2 separate regions of the Homo sapiens genome follow, and region 2 is linked to region 1. Evidence: read pairs that join two places in POLR2A ChIA-PET (ENCODE). Cell type or tissue: Panc1. All regions are shown on one strand. Links, peaks and the distances in the headings refer to the core of each region. The heading gives the core; the rest is flanking DNA.

Region 1 (2,917 bases), core at 239-2,738:
TATTTTATTTTTTTGAGACGGAGTCTTGCTCTGTTGCCAGGCTAGAGTGCAGTGGCGTGATCTCGGCTCACCGCAACCTCCGCCTCCTGGGTTCAAGCAATTCCCCTGCCTCAGCCTTCCGAGTAGCAAGGACTACAGGCATGTAGTCCAGGCACGCTAATTTTTTGTATTTTAGTAGAGAGGGGGTTTCATCATGTTGGCCAGGATGGTCTTGATCTCCTGACCTTGTGATCTGCCCGCTTTGGCCTCCCAAAGTGCTGGGATTACAGGTGTGAGACACCGCACCCTGCCCCATGCGTGGCTAATTTTAAAGAATTTTTTGAAGAGACGGGATCTTGCTCTGGCTGGCCTCTAATTCCTGATCTCAAGTGAGTCTCCCGTCTTGGCCTCCCAAAGTGCTGAGATTACAGGGGTGAGCCACCATGCCCTGCCTCAAACTCTTCAAAAATATATGCTTGGTCAACCTTTGAGATTCTTTTAGAGTGTTCAGGATTGGAGAAGAGATATGCATCTTTACTGATGGGAAAACTTTATTTGTTTATTTATTTATTTATTTATTTTTGAGACAGAGTCTCACTCTGTCTGCCCTGGCTGGAGTGCAGTGGCGCGATCTCGGCTCATTGCAACCTCCTCCTCCAGGGTTCAAGTGATTCTCTTGCCTCAGCCTACCGAGTAGTTGGGACTACAGGAGTGTGTCACCACGCCCAGCTAATTTTAGTAGAGACAGGGTTTCACCATGATGGCCAGGCTGGTCTTGAACTCCTGACCTCAAATGATCCTCCCGCCTTGGCCTCCCAAAGTGCTGGGATTACAGGCATGAGCCACTGTGCCTGGCTATTTTTTTTTGAATATTGAACTTGATTCTCATAAAGTATTGCTACCTTCATGATGCTGTAGGAGCTGGCTCTTTCTTGAGGGTAAGCCACAATCTCATCCACCACAGGTTAGCTACATTGGCTGCTTTCTGATTCTCAAACACAAGCCCTTGTCTACCTCAAGACCTTGGCACTTACTGTCCCTGTGTCTGGAATGTCACCTCTGCAGACTACCTGTTACTGCCTGACCTCCTTGAATTTCTGTACCTACATGATTTTTTCAGGAAGGACCTCCTCTACCCCCTCTCCACCCCTAGTTATTCTCTTTTTCACGATCTGGTTTTATTCTTCATAGCACTCACCCAAACCCAATTTATTGTTATTTTTTAGATTGTATATTGCCTACCTGCCCCTAAAAACATAACCTTCTTGTCAAACATGTTCATCTGTGTATCCGCAGTGCCCTAGCCCAATATCTTGCCTACAATCGGTGCCAAATAAGTAGTCTCTGAATTTGCTGTTGACTTGGTGAATTTATAAACAGGTAATCAACATTTGGTTGCAGTCATCTTTGATTTGTAGGCAACTGAATTTTATTTCCAATTGCCAAAAGTTGTCTTTATTTGGGATGACAGCACCAAAACCTTTGCTGTCTTGTGCACCATGAATATGAAGCCGAGATGTCAGGTGATACCAGATAAAGAATACGTCATGGCAGCTCTTTAAACATGTAAACATATTAAACATTCAGGGCATCAGCCCCTGGCTCGTGGAGAATTCCATCCTTTAGCACATGACAAGTTGGGGTTTACAGTCAAAGTCCACTTAGCAAATGTTTGTTCTACAACGTGCTTTCCTTTTGTTTCCTGTAAGTATGGCTTCATGCCCTGCCAGGATCTGAGGTCATAGAAACACGAGGAGACGATTAACATATCAATGGAGGGGTCTCTTTGGAATCCAGAATTTGGAATGATATTTGCATCTTGAGCTCAGAAGCCGTGCAGGCGAGCCTGCTTATTGATTGCCTTTAATTTCCCCTTAAAACAGTGTCTTTTTCTGAAGAAAAGATTAATAGAGGAGGGCTCAGTTTGTCGCGTGATTTATGCTCAAGTCCTGCCTCCTTTGCATTCAGAAGCGCATTGCAAGCTCGTCCCCACCCCTGAGATGTTTGGATTCAGTTTCTCAAGAAAAATAGCTGCTGGTCACCAAAGCTTACAGCTTAATTGAATTTGTCTTTGTCCACTTAATCTTCATGCTTACAAAAAGTGGGGGTGGGAGGATTTATACAGAAGAGATGTACCTAAAATATACACGCGATCATTAGGAGGGTGGGCTGAAGAAAGAGATATAAAATGAAAATGAGGGTGCCACTTAGTCTATGCTGCACTTCTCTTTGCTTAAGGCATTGATAAATACACTAGTATCTCCCCAGTATAAACATGAGAACCTAAGAAGTAAATTGTATTGTACCAACTCTGAGCTGTTCCATCATTTTTGTTTTGGCTAAAAATTTGTTTTTTTTCTTTGAGGGAAGAAAAAGACACAAAAGGAAAGTGAAGATTTCTGTGTTACATAAAGTTTGGGACCTCTTTCTATAAATAAATAGCTGGCTATATTCTGTGTCACTAATAATCATAACACTAATAGTAGCAATCAATTTATCAAGCACTTTTTTTTTTAGCCATTGCACTAAATGCTTTATAATTTTTTTTTTTTTTTTTTTGAGACGGAGTCTTGCTCTGTCGTCCAGGCTGGAGTGCAGTAGCGGGATCTCGGCTCACTGCGAGCTCTGCCTCTCGGGTTCATGCTGTTCTCCTGCCTCAGCCTCCCGAGTAGCTGGGACTACAGGCGCCCTCCACCACGCCCAGCTAATTTTTTATACGGGGTTTCACTGTGTTAGCCAGGATGGTCTCAATCTCTTGACCTCGTGATCCGCCCGCCTCGGCCTCCCAAAGTGCTGGGATTACAGGCGTGAGCCACCGCGCCCGGACTTTTTTTTTTTGAGACAGAGTTTTCGCTCTTGTCACCCAGGCTAGAGTGCAATGGCACGATCTCGGTTCACTGCAACCTCCACCTCCTGGGTTCAAGCAATTCTCCTGCCT
Region 2 (2,917 bases), core at 140-2,639, 130 kb after region 1:
TTTTGGTGTACAGATTATTTTGCCACCCAGGTAATAAGTATAGTACGAATAGGTAGTTTTTCCATCCTCTCCCCACCCCACCCTCCACCCTTAAGTATATATGTGTTCATGAAAATACACAACTATTAAAAGTAATACAGCCAGGTGCAGTGGCTCATGCCCGTAACCCCAGCACTTTGGGAGGCCGAGGCGAGCGGATCACCTGAAGTCAGGAGTTTGAGATCAGCCTGGCCAACATGGTGAAACCTCGTCTCTACTAAAAATACCAAAATTAGCCGGGCGTGGTGGCGTGCGTCTGTAATCCCAGCTACTCGGGAGGCTGAAGCAGAAGAATTGCTTGAACCCACGAGGCAGAGGTTGCAGTGAGCCAAGATCGCATCACTGCACTCCAGCCTGGGCAACAGAGCGAGACTCCACCACAAAAAAAAAAAAAAGAAAAAAAAGTAATACATAATGTTGCCGATAGCTCTCTGAATACCCTTCTGTATCCCACCAGTGTTTGGTATAACATACTTCAGGGTGCACCACTCTTGCAGAAAAAGCTGAAAATTCTGTATCTTTAGTTATTTGATTTTTTTTTTGTTTTAGAAATGGGGTCTGGCTCTGTCACCCAGGCTGGAGTGCAATGGTGCCATCATGGCGCACTGCTGCCTGAATGTCCTGCACTCAAGCTATCTTCCTGCCTCAATCTCCCTAGTAGCTGGGACTACAAGGCGTGAGCCAACACGCTGGCTGGATTTCTGCATCTTTAGGTTCTTAATCCTTAACCTTTTTGCTTCTCAGTTTCTCATCATTAGAATGGGGCTGTTTCACTGTGCACAGTGTCTCACACCTGTAATCTCAGCACTTTGGGAAGCCAAGGCGGGAGAATCTCTTGAGGCCAGGAGTTTGAGATCAGCCTGGGCAACAAATCAAGATCTCCATCTCTACAAAAAATTTAGCCAGGCATGGTGGTGTGTGCCTGTAGTCTTAGCTATTGAGGAGGCTGAGGCAGGAAGATCACTTGAGCCCAGGAAGTTGAGACTGCAGTGAGCTGTGACCACACCACTGCACTCCAGCCTCGGCAACAGAGCAAGACCCTGTCTCAAAAAAAAAAAAAAAAAAAAGAGTGAGGATGTTTATAAAAAGAGTCATTATTATTGAGAAATGACTGAGCTGAGCATTTTGCACCCATTCGTTAATATAGCCTTCATAAAGTTTCCATAATGATGTGGTATTATTGAGGTGGTATCTATGAGGCCACCGAGGCACAAAGAGGTAGTTTTGTTCTGTCACACAGCTTGTCACTGCAAGGAGTGCGAACCCAAGACCATCTGAACATGAAGCCTTGACATCCTGCAGTCCTGCCTCTCTGTGCTAGCCACTTCATGGGGGCTGAGAGCAGCCGAATTAACTAACGATGAAGAAGATGCACTGGGGATAAAGAGGAGAGGCTACTTACTGGTGCTTGCCGTGGGCCAGAGACTCCTGGAAGTACTTTTTCTGTATCAACTCATCTCATCCTCATCATAGACGTATAATGGAAGTCTTAGTATTATTCCCATTTTACAAATAAGGATGTTGAGGTACAGAACCTTTAATTAACTTGCATCCAGTAAGTGCTGAACCTGAATTGGAACCTAAGGGGTCTGGTTCCAGAGCCTGTCCCCCAACCTGATAAAGGCATCACACAGATGGTACAACTGTTTATATCATCACCGGTGACAGTTTCAACTCTGCAACTGAAGACTTATCTGTCTGCCTCAGGCTCTTATTTAGCCCCTGCCTGGCCCTACCTTGCTTGATTTCTTTTTTATTATAAGATGGAATTCAGATGACGTGAGCCTTCTAAGGAATTAACTTTGTGGCAGGAAGGTGCTCATTCGTTCATTCACCTAACCAACATAATTGGTGTCTAGCTATGCAAGACACTGCACTGTGTGTCAACAAAACAGGAAAGCGGTTGTGTGTGATGGTTCAGATGGGAGACACAACAACCACACAGACCCAAGATCCACACCCCACATCCATATTCGTTAGCTTGCAGGAGTTCTGGTCTGAACTTCTCCAAGCATCTGTTTCCTCATTCTTATTCCTATAAAATAAGATGACTAAACTTGTCCATAATTTATTTTTTTCCTATAATTTTTTTTTTTTTTTTTGAGATGGAGTCTTGCTCTGTCACCCAGGCTGGAGTGCAGTGGCGTGATCTCGGCTCACTGCAACCTCCACCTCCAGGGTTCAAACAATTCTCCTGCCTCAGCCTCCCAAGTAGCTTGGATTACAGGCAGACACCACCATGCCAAGCTAATTTTATTATTTTTGTAGAAACGGGGTTTCACCATGTTGACCAGGCTGGTCTTGAACTCCTAACCTCAAGTAATTTGCCCATCTTGGCCTCCCAAAGTGCTGGTATTATAGGCGTGAGCCACCGCGCCTGGCCTTTTTCCATAATTTACTTTTTGAAGAGAATGTTCTAGGTGGATGTTTACTGTATACATACCTTCTTAATTGATTGTCTTCTGTTGAGTAGGAGAGTATCGTTATAATTTTCACCTTCCTATCCCCCTGATTATAAAAATAATACAGGCCCACAATCCTGTATCCCCGACCCAGGGGCCAGATGCATTTTGTAAGCCAAATTTTTTGCGCTTTTAGATGCATTTTGTTTACACTAAATGTCAAATAATACATGAATACCTCTTCAGAGAAATGTATGGATAGTCACACCACCTGAGAACATTAAAGACTTCATGGAAACTCAGAAGAATCCATATTTTGCTGGCGAATGAACTGTGTGGATTTTGGAATTATAGGTAAGGGATTATTAATGGGACCTGCATATGCTTGTGGTGGCAAATTTGGAAAAATACAGTGAAGTATTAAAAAGAAAGTAATCACATTAAAAAGAAATAACAATTGGAATTTTCATGTATGT

The links. ChIA-PET counts read pairs that join two places held together with the same protein. Peaks named below come from ENCODE experiments on the same cell type or tissue, not always from the same donor. Only the 100,000 strongest peaks of a DNase experiment are listed, where the experiment ranks them.
Region 2: POLR2A ChIA-PET joins it to region 1 with 11 read pairs; 16 of 35 experiments call an interaction of 5 or more read pairs at or near these places.

Annotation. Positions count from the first base shown.
Region 1 is chr20:53,762,402-53,765,318 of GRCh38, forward strand. No RefSeq gene overlaps it. Among named protein-coding and RNA genes, the nearest start is that of BCAS1-AS1, 150 kb to the right of the region's middle. RefSeq lists an enhancer at 380-1,046. In Panc1, for the core only: no CTCF peak of the experiment used is centred there; a DNase peak (open chromatin) is centred at 1,640; H3K4me3 peaks cover 427 bases; H3K27ac peaks cover 2,500 bases.
Region 2 is chr20:53,893,806-53,896,722 of GRCh38, forward strand. No RefSeq gene overlaps it. Among named protein-coding and RNA genes, the nearest start is that of BCAS1-AS1, 20 kb to the right of the region's middle. In Panc1, for the core only: no CTCF peak of the experiment used is centred there; no DNase peak of the experiment used is centred there; H3K27ac peaks cover 2,500 bases.